3 separate regions of the Homo sapiens genome follow, and regions 2 and 3 are each linked to region 1. The links are chromatin contacts, found by Hi-C in ENCODE. All regions are on one chromosome and are shown on one strand. The core of a region is the stretch at or near the end of the contact, and the rest is flanking DNA. Distances in the headings are between cores, read along the strand shown.

What was found. Hi-C counts contacts between places; a loop is a spot of excess contacts on that map. Pooled maps may share reads with other maps.
Region 2: a map of CD8-positive, alpha-beta T cell shows a loop between it and region 1 (6-fold over the local background). The contact joins the promoter of HMGXB3 here to the promoter of TNIP1 in region 1. A Hi-C loop is called at or near these places in 1 of 168 maps with a recorded cell type or tissue (CD8-positive, alpha-beta T cell), 2 of 37 single-sample maps with no recorded cell type and 9 of 50 pooled maps.
Region 3: a loop to region 1 is called in a map with no recorded cell type, with 8 times the contacts of the local background. The contact joins the promoter of PPARGC1B here to the promoter of TNIP1 in region 1. A Hi-C loop is called at or near these places in 2 of 37 single-sample maps with no recorded cell type and 4 of 50 pooled maps.

Annotation. Positions count from the first base shown.
Region 1 is chr5:151,078,176-151,082,385 of GRCh38, forward strand. TNIP1 (TNFAIP3 interacting protein 1) reads right to left here and starts at 2,859. Exons shown (of 18, transcript NM_006058.5): 1 at 2,705-2,859. RefSeq lists silencers at 689-738, 2,424-3,093, cis regulatory regions at 2,371-3,159, 2,659-3,428 and enhancers at 2,969-3,679, 3,394-3,453.
Region 2 is chr5:149,999,241-150,003,530 of GRCh38, forward strand. HMGXB3 (HMG-box containing 3) reads left to right here and starts at 1,499. Exons shown (of 20, transcript NM_014983.3): 1 at 1,499-1,939. TIGD6 (tigger transposable element derived 6) reads right to left here and starts at 1,414. Exons shown (of 2, transcript NM_030953.4): 1 at 1,234-1,414. RefSeq lists enhancers at 638-1,426, 2,314-2,393 and a silencer at 1,154-1,233.
Region 3 is chr5:149,727,771-149,732,032 of GRCh38, forward strand. PPARGC1B (PPARG coactivator 1 beta) reads left to right here and starts at 2,540. Exons shown (of 12, transcript NM_133263.4): 1 at 2,540-2,650. The coding sequence starts at 2,573. RefSeq lists enhancers at 2,139-2,789, 3,028-3,147, 3,158-3,207 and silencers at 2,198-2,877, 3,678-3,777, 3,788-3,837, 3,858-3,947, 3,978-4,207.

The sequences.
Region 1 (4,210 bases), core at 1,609-4,108:
GCTCCTTACGCACCTGTGCATCAAGAACACTGCATGGCACTGGGCACAGGAGTCATCAGGAAATGATGCTTGGGAGAGCGCTAGGAGAGCACTCTGGTTCTCCTCCTGCCTTCTCATCTCTAGGCCTTAATTTCCTCATTTGTGAAATGTGCCATTATTCTACTCATTCACTGAACAAACTCAGAAGAGCCATCCACCAGGCACTCTTCTCCCGCTACAGAAATACACTCGAGAGGACTAAGGAGGTCCCTGCTCACCCCCTTCTATTCTAGGAAAAGAGAAAGACAGTAAACAAATAAACACTAAAAATAACAATTTGCCAGACACTAAGTTCTATACATATGCTTTCTCATTCGCAAATAAGATTCTTTCATAGCATGATACACGTATGAGAAAAATAAAATAGTAACGTGACAGAAAGTGAAAAAAGGGGCTGCTTTGCATAAAAAGATCAGGGAAGGCCCCTCTGAGGAGCTGACATTTGAGCTGAGACTTGATCGATAAGGAAAAACCAGCCATGGGAAAAACGGGGAAAGATGTCCTGGGCAGAGGGAACAGCATGTATGAAAGCCTAAGGATGAGAACAAGCTTGGCTTGCTGGAGGGGGAAAAGCAGGCCAGCATGGTGTGACCAAATCACAGCGGGTACAGGAGTAAAACAGTAACCAGTGGGTTGGAGAGAGAGGCAGACAAACAACCTCCTACAACGCTGCCTCTCTCAAATCAGGTCGGCCTGACCCAACCAGGACATCCGGGCCCCAAGTCACAGGCAGCACTGGGGGTAAGGGTATGACTCAGACCCCACAGCTTCCTGGGGCCCCGAAAAAACTGGTGGGGGTATCCAGGGGCAGGCATCAACCTTCAGCATGAGTGCCATGCCATACCCATGGAACACCCAAGGCTGGGAGACAAACGTGGTTACATAAGCGTGTAGAACACTGCACACTCCCAGCGGCAGCTTCCAGAGGGGCATGATCACGTGCTTCCATGAAGTGCCAGTCCCTGATCACATTATTTTCCCGGGACACAGCCAGGACAGCAGCCTTGGTCAGGGGAAAGGGAACAGGGTCCAGGATTCAAGCGTTGCTAGTCTTGGGAAAGCCTTAACCTTCTCTGGGCCTCAGTTTCCTCATCTGAAAATTAAGAGTTGTTAGAAAGATTAAGTGAGGCCGGGCGGGGCGGCTCACACCTGTGATCCCAGCACTTTAGGAGGCTGAGACGGGCGGATCACTTGAGGTCAGGAGTTTGAGACCAGCCTGGCCAACATGGTGAAACTGTCTCTACTCAAAATACAAAAAAATTAGCCGGGGATGGTGGCGAGTGCCTGTAATCCCAGCTACTCGGGAGGCTGAGGTAGGAGAATCGCTTGAACCTGGGAGGCAAGTTGCCGTGAGCCGAGATCGTGCCACTGCACTCCAGCCTGGGTAACAGAGTGAGACTCTGTCTCAAAAAAAAAAAAAAGATTAAATGAGATACGGAATGTAAGCACTGTGCCTGGCACATAGTAAGCTATTAGCATTATCAGTTTTTTCACTGCCTCAGTTTCTTCTGTTGCAAAACAGAGACCACCACGGGGATGCTGAGTTTGTACTAATATTCTACCCTCCTAATACAATTCTACCCTCCTTTGTCAAGGATTTTTTTAAAACATTCTGAGTCCCCTTTTCTGACCTCTCATCAGATGCCGAATTCCCCTCTATCACACCCCATTGTTTGGAAAATGAGTAAGTGCTGATTAAATCCCATTTTGACCGTACTGTGAGAAAAAAATGATGCATTAGGAATCTACACATTTCCCTGCACTGTCATTCTGCAAGGGGGTGGGGAAGGACGTTGCTGATTCTTCTGCATCATCCACAAAAGTCCCTCCCTCCCCCTACCAAAACACAATCTCTCACCCAGTCGCACAAAATTCCCATCTGCTCCTGTACGCACAATGAATGTACAATGCACACGTGCACACAAATGTCCTACAGTGGAAAGCTCAGCCTTCATACTCCATCCCCAGAAGCACTCCTGGAAACTCATCCATCCTGCACATGCACACAAATGCCTCCAACAATGTGCATACAAAATATGTTCAACAGAAATAGTATAGTAGGAACTCTGGAGCCAAATGCCTGAGTTCATATCTGACTTTGCAACTCACAGCTGTGTGACCTCAAGCTCCAAGTACCTCGGTTTCCTAAAGTATAAAATGGAGATAATAACAATATTAATGTTTAGGATGGAAGTGACAATTAAATGAGTCTAATACACGTACAGCGTTAAGATCAGCACTTGGAAAGCGCCCAATAAAAATTATTATTTTCCTCCTCGTGACATATGTACACTGCTTCCACAACTTGATACGAAAACTCCTGACGCCGCGTAGGCAACTCGTCTCCACAGGATAGACACCCAAAGGGCCGCAGCGCCGCCCGCACCCGGAGGGTCTGCGCTCTCTACAACCGCCCCACGCCGTTCCCAGGCGTGCTACCCCGCGCAGTGCGCACGCGCGCCCCCCACCAGGCCCAGCGCCAAGCAGGGAGTAGCGGCTCAGCCCGGCTTGGCCGCTGGCGGAGACGCCCCGGGACCCCGCGCGCCGGGCCTGGGTGCACAAGCCACCTTCCCCAGCTCGCTCCCCGCCGCCACCGAGGCTCTGGACGATCTGGGCCTGGCCTCCCTTCCTCCCCTCCATCCCCGCTCCGGGCCGGCCGGCTTACCCGAGGACGGGGAGCTTGGGGACACAGCGCCCCGCTTGCTGCGTCCAGCCCCGAATCCAGGGACGGGGCAGCGGCCCGGGCAAGGCTCCGGCCCCCCGTAGCACTCCTAGGGCTCCTGGACGGGGGCAGGGCACCCGGGCCGAGGACGAGGAAGTGCCGGGGGCCTGGCCGGGCCGCCCCACCCCTGGGAAAGTCCCCGGAGACTGGCAGGCCACTCGCCCAATCGCGCCGCGCGCTCCGGGCGGGCCCGCGGCCGCCTGGGGTGGGACCGAGCGAGGTAAACACCGGCTGCCTGCGGTTCCGGGGGCCCGCGGTGTCTCTCGTCCCTTCGGCGGCCTTCCCCTCTAGGAGCGACTTCCCTGGGGCCACCGTCCCGGGCCTGCGCGGCGCCTTGCCGCACTCCCAGCGCCGGAAGCCCCTGTCGAAGGCCTGGGGCCACCTTGAAAGCCGGAATTTCAGAGCGGAGGCGAGCCACAGAGACCACCCAGCCCCTTCCTTGTGCCGAGGGGAACACAGGCCAGAACAGGGAGGGGACCTGCCAAAAGGCACGTAAGCATTTGGCCCTAAGCCAGAGCTGGAGCTCAGGCCCCCAGAGTTCCGTCCAGGGCACTCCAGGACTCTTCTTAACAAAGCTATAGAAATTCCGAGCTGAAAAGACCCATAAAGACTCTACCGCGAACATTTTTTGCTCCAGACATTGTAAAGGATTCCCAGACATCGTAAACGCTTTGCTCCAGACATTGTAGATGCTTTGCGTGCATTATTTTCTTCGCACAATCACGCTAGGGAGGTGGGTTTTACTACCTTTTCTTAAATAATATTTGAGTCACAAAAAGGTTAGATGACCTCAGTAAGGGGCTGAATCAAGATTCAAACCCGGGTGGGCAAATCCAGAGGCCGCCTTCCACCCTACCTACTTATATGTGGGCTAGATAATCCCAACAGACTGGGATTTCCTAGACCGGTAAGGAACATAAACTTGCTTTAAGGGTAGGAAAGCTTTTTAAAAGCTTATCCTTTTATTTTTAAAAAGAAAGAAAGCTAAATTTTAATTCCAAAAAGTGGAAGGTCTAACCTTGGAATAAAGAACAGCTCTTTAAACTAAATATAGCTTTATGAAAAACCTATTGCAAAAGACCCATTTCACTGGTACTGTTGAAAACTTAGTCATTGACAGGCCCTCATCCTCAAAAAGAATTAGGGGAAAGGATTTGGGGAACTGTTTAATACACACCCTCATTTTACAGAAGAGAGACCCATCAATCAACTGTGACTTCGCAATAATACACACACAGATACTTGCCCAAATTATATACCTAATCTGGGGATTCTCCTATAAGGCTTTGTAACCTCCTAGGGTTCCTTCAGTTAATTCAACGGTGTTATCAGATCTTCAAAACGATATTCATTCTAGTTTAATTATGAAAAGAATTACACTTATGCCTTGATTCAGAAGGGAGGGAGGGAGGAAGCGATGCAAACTCCAAAGCACCACTGAGTCTCACC
Region 2 (4,290 bases), core at 249-2,748, 1.1 Mb before region 1:
CAGGGTAGAGAACCTAATGGGTAAAGTTGATTTTCCTAAGAGATGGCCTTAAATCTGAAGATAAAAGCAGGCTAAACCAGTAGGCCATATACAGTTTGGATGTTAATTTGAGTGCAATAGGAAGCTATTGAAGGATTTTAAGGAAGGAGAGATGACTGCTGTGTAAAGAATGGAAGGGTATCAGAGAAAAAAGCAGGAGTCCACATGAGATAATGGTGGCTTGGATTAGAGTAGTAATAGAGAGATGGTGAGTAGTAGTCAGTCTGGGGCTATGTTTTTGCAAGCCCTGTGCTGGACCGGATGTGAGGTGAAGGAGGAGTCAAGGATAACGCCCAGGTTTCTGGTTTGAGCACTGAGGAATCCAGCAGATGATGGTGCCATTTACTGAGGTGGGAGGATCTACTGCGTAAACCTCATTTGTTAAGCACTTTACTTGCTTAATATTGCTTACTTGTGGCAGGGCTGGGATTCAAACCCAGGAGGCTCACAACAAAGCTAGCACTCCAAACACTACAGAGTGCTATATAGCTGGTTCTGGGAACTACTAATATTGAGAGGAGACATAGAAAGAGAATGAAGCAAGAGCCAAATCAGACAAGTCTTGGTCAAGCTAAGACGTCTGAATTTTATTTTAAGTGAATGAGACACTGGAGGGTTTTAAGCAGGGAGTGACTTGATCAGACTTACAGTGCAAAATGATCAATCTGACTGCTTCGTGGAGAATGGATTGTAGAGGGGATGTGGGGAGAACTACATCAGTCCAGGCAGGAGATGATGGTGGCTAGAAGGTTGGTGATGGCGGTAGATGCAGAGAAGTAGGCAGACTGGAATACAGTGAGGGTTGTGCGGGAACTTGTACAAATGTGGACAACTTGTGACACTGGAGAGAAAGGACAATCCAATCCAATCCCTATTTGATTTACGGAAGCTCTCCATACGGTCATTCAGCTCAGCTTGAGTCACTCCAGGAACTCACTACCATCACTATTCGTGGGCCAGTGGGAGAGACGGATTGAGGGCAGATCACTGGAGTGATGAAGGCGCTACTTGATGCGGCACTACGTATGAACCCGATCCTGAATGAGAGGGAAAGACTGAGACAGGCTGAGGTCAGGCCTTGAACGTCGTGCTGAGGAGAGGGTGGTATTGTAGGCTTCCCAGCGCCCGACGTGGCTCTGAAAGGTGAGGCGGGGCCTAGATCCCTCACGCTCAGCACAGCCCCGCCCCTGTTACCTGAACGCCCCACAGCAGTGCCCGGGGGCTGAGCGGCCGGGGCGTCCCACCGCCGGCAGCCACAGCTTCCTCCTCCGCCCGGGACCTCTGGCCGGAAGCAGTCCGTTCGCCTTACTAGACCCGCTCCAAGCCTTTGAGCAGTTCGTGTGGGTCCGCTCCCAAGCTAGGGCTGGGCTGTTGCGCTTGCGCCAGGGGTCGCATGCAGTCACGCGCTGCCGACCGCTTCCGGTGCGCCGCGAGGGCCGCCGGGACGGGTCTCCCTGGCGATCCGTGGTGTGCCGCTACTGCCGGTGCAGCCGCCAAACCGGTGCCTCGGTGACGACCGTGTCCCTGCCGTCTTCCTCGAGCTCCCCGGGGCTTGACCCCCGGGGCCCTCGGCAGGCATCGGTGAGGAGCCTGCGGAGCGAACCTGTGCTCCTATTCTTGCCCTTCAGGACCCCATATCGCGACTCCGAGGAGGGGAAGCGAGAGGGGCTGTCGCGACTCCGCGCCGTGTGTCGCCGGGCGGGGCCGCGGGGCCGGGGCTCCTTCAGCCCCCGGGATGCGCGCGCGAGCCCTCGCCTCCACTTCCTTGTTGCTGCTGTCACGACTGGAGCCGCCTCTCGCCGACAGCGGGGAGCGCGAGTGCGCCAGCCATCCCCCTCGTCCAGCCGCCGGGCCAAGCGCCTCCGGGAATGTGAGCGGCGCAGCTTGCACGCTCCTCCGGGTAAGTCCCGCCTTCGAGGGCCGCGCCGAGCCGCTGGGCGACCTCGAGTTGGATGCTGCGGCTCTCTGAGCCTCTACTGAGTCTTCCACAAAGTAGGGCCACTGAGCCTTAGTGTCCTCCTTCCGCAATCCGTATGGGACATTCGGATGTCCCAGACGTCTTAGCTTGACCAAGACTTTGTCTGGTTTGGCTCTTGCTTCATTCATGACCCAGAATGAGGGAAAGGAGCTAGCCCAGAGTCAAACTGTGGCCCATGGCTGAGCCCTCAAAGGCAATCTCGTGAGATTCCAAGGAGGATCTGATGGGACAGAGAAAGTGTCTCGCATATTTCAGGTATTGACCTTAACTCTGTTTTACAGATGAAATAACGGAGACTTAGGGTAAGTAGATTGCTTAAGGTCAGAGGTCCCCGTGCTGGTGCGACTGGTGTAGTCTGTACTAGAACCCGGATTTTCTGTCCTCTAGAGCCCTTCGTTTTTAACCTTAAATTGTCCTGCCTTTTTTTGCATTGCTATACTGCTGCCTCGAGTCTGATAACAAACTTGTACTCAGGCTTAGAACAGGGTAATAAAACAAACAAAACCGTAGGGTGTTGTCTTCCTGCCCTCAGCCCAAGGTGGCTGTAATGAGTGTTTCCTAACCCGTTTTGCGCAGGGTGCTTAGTACCCTATATGCCATTCATTACAGATGCTCTCCTGCAGTTACTGCCCTTCTCCACAAGGCTTTCAGCCGCCCAGAAGTCAATTCAGGGCAAAAAAGCGCAGTCCCCACGTAGCCTTGATTTGAACTACTGCTTCCCTTATCCTTTACTGGCCTATTGCTTACCCAGCCAAGTTGTAGACTGTGTTCTCTTCCTGGGTTGCACTATGGCAGTTAGAATGTAGGTTTTTGTTTTGTTTTTCTTTGTTAGTTTAGTTTTTGTTTTTAATAGGAAGAGGAATCATTTAGAGATGACAGAGAACTAGGAAGAACCTAAGGAATAATGTGTGCTTTACCTGGGGTATATCCTGAAAATTATAGGTGAAATACAGTGTGTCTGCAATTTCTAGGAGAGGTTTTTTGTTGTTGTAGTTGTTTGTTTTTTTAAGCTTTCGCAACATTGTCAAAAGAATTCTTGCCTCCAAAAGACTAGGAGCCACTGGGTTCATCCTTTTCTCACAGTAGAAACAGTTGAAATTTAGGATGTGGAATAGACTTCTCTGAGATCATAAGGTTAGAGTTTAGGTCTCTTGACTCCACATGCAGTGCTCATTATACCTTATTTGTGGAGTGAGGTCTAAATGAGAGGTGTGTGGGCTTTGTACTGCACGTATCAGTCCCATATTTACCACCACAACTGCCTCTTCCCAGAATTCTAAATTTCCTCCTGACAGATTTTCAGGGGCAACTATGTTATTTCCTCTTGTAAAATTCAAGTGGTTTCTGTGAGCCTTTCTCCCTCCAAGGATTGAGACTTGTGGTAAAAGTCCAATTTAGAACTTGGCTACAAAAAAAACTAACTCTTCTTGAACTGGTTATTAAGTTTTTTATGCCTCTTTTCCTAGACATAAAAGCTGTTAGTAGATTCTCTGTTTTTTAGCCCAGCACCAGAGAGCTGATGTTGGTTGGTCAGATGACTGTTTAGATCTGTGCTGTCTCTAGCTCCTAGCATATGTTGCTATTTCAGTTAATTACAATTGGCCAGGTGTGGTGGTGGCTCATGCCTGTAATCCCAGCACTTTGGGAGGCCAAGGCAGGAGGATTGCTTGAGCCTAGGAGTTTGAGACCAGCTTGGATAATATAATGAGATCTCATCTCTACAAACAATTTAAAAATTTGCCAGACTTGGTGGTGCACATGTGTAGTCCCAGCTACTTGGGAGGCCAAGGTGGGAAGATCACTTGAGCCTGGGAGGTGGAGACTGCAGTGAGACAGGATCTCATCACTGCACTGCAGCCCAGGGGACAGAGTGAGACCTTGTCTTAAAAATAAATAAATTTAAAAATAAAACTAATTCAATTCTTCAGTCACACTAGCCATATTTCAAGTGCTCGATAGCCATATGTGGCTGGTGGCTACTATATTTGACAGCACAGATGTAGAACATTTCCATCATCAGAGTTTATTGAACAGTGCTGGTTTGGAGGGTTGCCAGTAGAGATGGATAGCAGTGTAGCATAATGAAAGAAGGCCCAGGGAGTTGGATTTTTGAGTTAAAAATCTATCTCTCAAGTCCCTGCTTGGGCTTGGTGGCCTTGGGAAGGTTGTTAAGCATCTCAGACACAGATAATAGTCTTTAACAGAGGCTAGATGTGGTGGCTCACGCTTGTAATTACAGCACTTTGGGAGGCTGAGGTAAGAGGATCGCTTGA
Region 3 (4,262 bases), core at 1,290-3,789, 1.4 Mb before region 1:
TGAATTGCATTATTTCATTCAATCCATCCTCACAAGATCCCTATGTGGAGCAGTACCATTGCTATCCCCACTTTACAGATGAGGAAACTGAGGCTCAGAGAGGTTAAGTAAATGACCAAGGGCACATAGCTAGTTTGCACCAGGATTCAAATCTGAATATACTGGAGTCCAAAGTACGCCAGCAGCCTGTAAGTGCTGGAAAAAAGGCAAGTAACATTGGCTAGTGCCTTTAAGGGATATATATTTCTTATTCCCATTTTAACAGAAGGGAAACAGAACAGAGCGCTTAGCGTATTCTCCATGAGGTCAGGCACTGTGCCAAGCACTGTACATATATTATCTCCTCAATCATCAAAACATCCCTATGAAGTTGGTGGTTTTTTGGTCCCCATTTGTGTAGATGAGGAAACCGAGGCCCGAGACTAAATGACTTGCTGTGGTTCCAAATCAGGCAGTGTGACTCCAGGGCCCACGCTCTTCACCCCCTGAATTGCTGGATACTGGAACAAGATGTTCCAGTATCCAGATGCAGGGTCTGAAACAGAACCCAGGACTCCTAACTCCTAGTCTAGGGCTCTGAGGCTAGATGCAGGCTCTCTGTTGGAATGCATTGTTCCTTAAAAGCACACTGGCCTTAAGCCCAAAGAGTGAAATCACGGCCTGCGGTTCTGGGAACCTCAGACTGGAGAAGGAAGCTTTTGCCCTGGTGTTCAAGTCTCAGCAGGTGTGCTGGGGACTCTCCCTCTATTTCCTTCTCCCGCTGGAAGGGAGCCCTTGTTAGGTGGGCAGGGTGGGGCAGCCCTTATGAGTGTAGGGTGGGAGGAGGGCAGGAGGCAGGCGTGCCCAATAAAACAGACCTAAAGCTTCCCGCCTTCTTGCCTTCATCCAGGCAGTGCCCTCATCTCCTGTTTGGTAAACAACAGGGCATGATGATGAGAGTTCAAGGTTGGAGTCAGGAGGTCTGAGTTCTGGTTCTGGCTCAGGCAGTCACTCCATGTACACATTGACAGTCAGTTTCCTTATCTGTATAATGTGTGGTGGTGGTGGTGGCAGAGAATCAAAATTCTCCAGCTTTTTCAGTTAACACATCATCTATTAAGTGCCTACTATGTGCCAGAAACGGCAGATACAGCAAGTGCAAAAGCAGATTTAGGCCCTGCTTTCATGGTGTTAGAGTCTTGTAAGGAGAGATACAAAGATTAAGTCTTCATTGCAACAAATGTAAAACGGCAACTGTGACCAGCTTTTAGAGAAAAAAGGCCTGCTGGTGGAGCTAAGGGAGCCCATGATGGTGGAGGTGGAAGGAGAGGAAATGGCTTGACAGTCCAAGGGGTAATAGGGAAAGATGCCCCGAAGAGATTACTAGGTGAGTGGCAAGCCCGTTGTGAGCGGGCCTGCGGAGGCTGGCAGGAGCCCAGCCCCTTCATGCATTGTGGGCATTGGTAAGAGAACTCATTGGAGTTTTTTGGGGGAAGGGTGCTGGGGACGATGGCAGAGAGAGATATATGATCAGGTTTAGCACAGAATATAGGCAAACGCACCCTTCAAGTAAAAGATAAAAATGCCTCCTCCTCCAAGGAGACTTCCTTGATTTCTTTGCTTTTGATCTATGGTATTTCTCCCTCCTTCTCTGGCCTTGTAGCCTGGGTAGAGAAACAGTCCTCCAGGGGAGTAAGACCTAAGCTTTCCCTTCCTGCAACTGATGTGCGCTGTAGCTTTGAACGAGGTCCTAGGTATATACATACATACATACATACATACATACATACATACATATATATATACATACATATATATACACATACATATATATACATACATATATATACACATACATACATACATATATACACATACATACATACATACATATATATACACATACATACATATATATATATATATATATATATTTTTTTTTTTTTTTTTTTTTCAGGAGGGATATGAAGAGTGACTTACAGGCGCCCGCCACCATGCCTGGCTAATTTTTTTTGTATTTTCAGTAGAGACGGGGTTTCACCATGTTGGCCAGGCTGGTCTCAAACTCCTGACCTCAGGTGATCCACCCGCCTCGGCCTCCCAAAGTGCTGGGATTACAGGCGTGAGCCACTGCGCCCGGCCTTCGAACGAGGTCCTATTCCTTCTCGAGCCTCAGTTTCCCCAGCTGTGCAGAAGAAGCAGGTTGTCTCGCAGGACCCGCCCAGCGCTAACGCAACGTGATTCGCTCTGGCAGGAGCCGGGGGCTGCCCGCATTGCTGCGCAGGCATCGGGCTGCTGGCTGGGGCACCGCCACCTGGCTGCCTGCGCTTTACCCCTTGCTGAGGGCTGCGTGAGCTGGTCGCGGCGCCAGACACGGCGCAGGAAAGTGGGTGAGCGACCCCCGGCTCCCGCGGGCGCCGCGCGGCCCCGCCCCCGCAGCTAGCGGCCCTGCGGCAGCCGGGGGCTCGAGCTCCGCCCTCCGCCTCCCGCCGGCCTCACTCCCTCCTCCCTCCTCCCTTGCTCGCTCGCTGGCTCCCTCCCCCCGGGCCGGCTCGGCGTTGACTCCGCCGCACGCTGCAGCCGCGGCTGGAAGATGGCGGGGAACGACTGCGGCGCGCTGCTGGACGAAGAGCTCTCCTCCTTCTTCCTCAACTATCTCGCTGACACGCAGGTACGGCCGGCTGGGGCTGCGGGCCCGGGGCCAGGGGTGCTGAGCTGCGGGGGCCGCAGCTGCAGCCGCGGAGGCCGGGAGGCAGCGGTGGGAGCCCTGGGGTAACTGGGGGTTCCAGGCTGCAGAGCCCCCCTTCCAGGCGCCCTGCGATGCGCTCCGTTACCGGGGCAGGGAGCCGGAGGTCTCCCGGCGCGTGCCGGAGCGCTGGGGGCGCTACGGCCGCTGGGGAGGGTCTAGCCTTGGCCGCTTGGAGTCTGCCACCCCGCGGGCAAAACTGGGGGGTACCGCGCTTCCTTTGGGAGGTGGAGGCGCGCCACGGTGTGGGGTACCCTCAGGCTGGCGCTGGGTGCTGGAGGCGCGCCGTCAGCGCCCGGCACTTGCTGCCGTACTTTCACGTGGACTTGTGGCCCCGGCACGGGTGCATGCCCGGGTCTCCGGAGTCCCCTAGTCCTCCAGGCTGTAGTCCCCAGAGTGCTGTTGCTGGCCCCCCGCGGCTTTCTACCCGCGCCCGCAGCGCGGAGTTTCCTGCCAGTTGCCGGCTAAAGGCATAAGGGTCTGCGGGGCACGTGGACATGCGGGCGGAGACAGCGTCTTCCTGGTTTCGCTATCGGGCGGAGCCCCCTGGGGGGAAAAGCCAGGCTGGATGGGGGCGGAAGGACTGTCTGGGGGCGCCTGGGTCCCCCTGCGGTGCGCGGCCCCGGTGCGCGCTCCACGATGCAGGGGGAAGGGAAGGCGAGGCGGAGTCCCAGGCACTGGCTGAGCCCGGGAGCCCCACTGGCGACACGCGCGTGACAGGAGAGGGTGCTCTGGTGTGCCGGGGCGCGGGGGAGCGAGGAAGCTGGTGGCTTGGAGACTGGGAGAGGGGTGCTGCTGGGACAAGCAGCCACCAAAAATGTCAGCACGAGGCGTGCGCGGCCCCCACCCCTTCCCCCATTTTCCCCACCCAATGCCTGTTGCAAGCATAAAGTTTGGCTCCAGAGTTAGGGCTTTTTCTCTGGGCGCCCGGCTGCGGGTCATTGGGAAGCTGAGGATGCGGCGGAACCTCGGAGGAGCCCCGGGTGCTGGCACACGCCTGGGCACGGAGAGGGGCGGCCGGGCGGAACCGGGCGCGGCTCGCGGGGGCTGGTTTGGTACCTGGAGTGGGAGCGCCGGTGCCGGCCCGTTTTGCATAACAGTGGAAGGGAGGGGGAAGGCGGAGATTGGGGGAGGGAGGTGGGAGGAGAGAGAGGGAAACTTTGCTTCTTGTTATAATCTGCCTGTCTTTGGGCGGCAGCAGCTGTCATGGGACCGGGTGGGCGGGGAGAGGCTTGCAAGCTGACTCCTTGCGGTGAAACGCGACTTGGAAGGGACGCCGCAGCCGAGACGTTCAGCTCCGGGCAGCGACTTCGGGCTGGCGGCTGGGACGGCGTGGCGTGGCAGGGTGTCGCCGAGAGGAAGCCCGCCACGCGGGAGGCAGGCCGCCCCTGGCCCGCTGCAGACGCCGCTGCGTAGGGGAGCCGCGGGGCCGCGTGGTCGGTGGCGGGCGCGCTCGGGTGGGTTCGCGGCAGAGGCCGGAGGGGCTAGTGGCGTGTGATTGCGCTTCTCGAGATCGAGGGGAATGTGTGATGAGCGG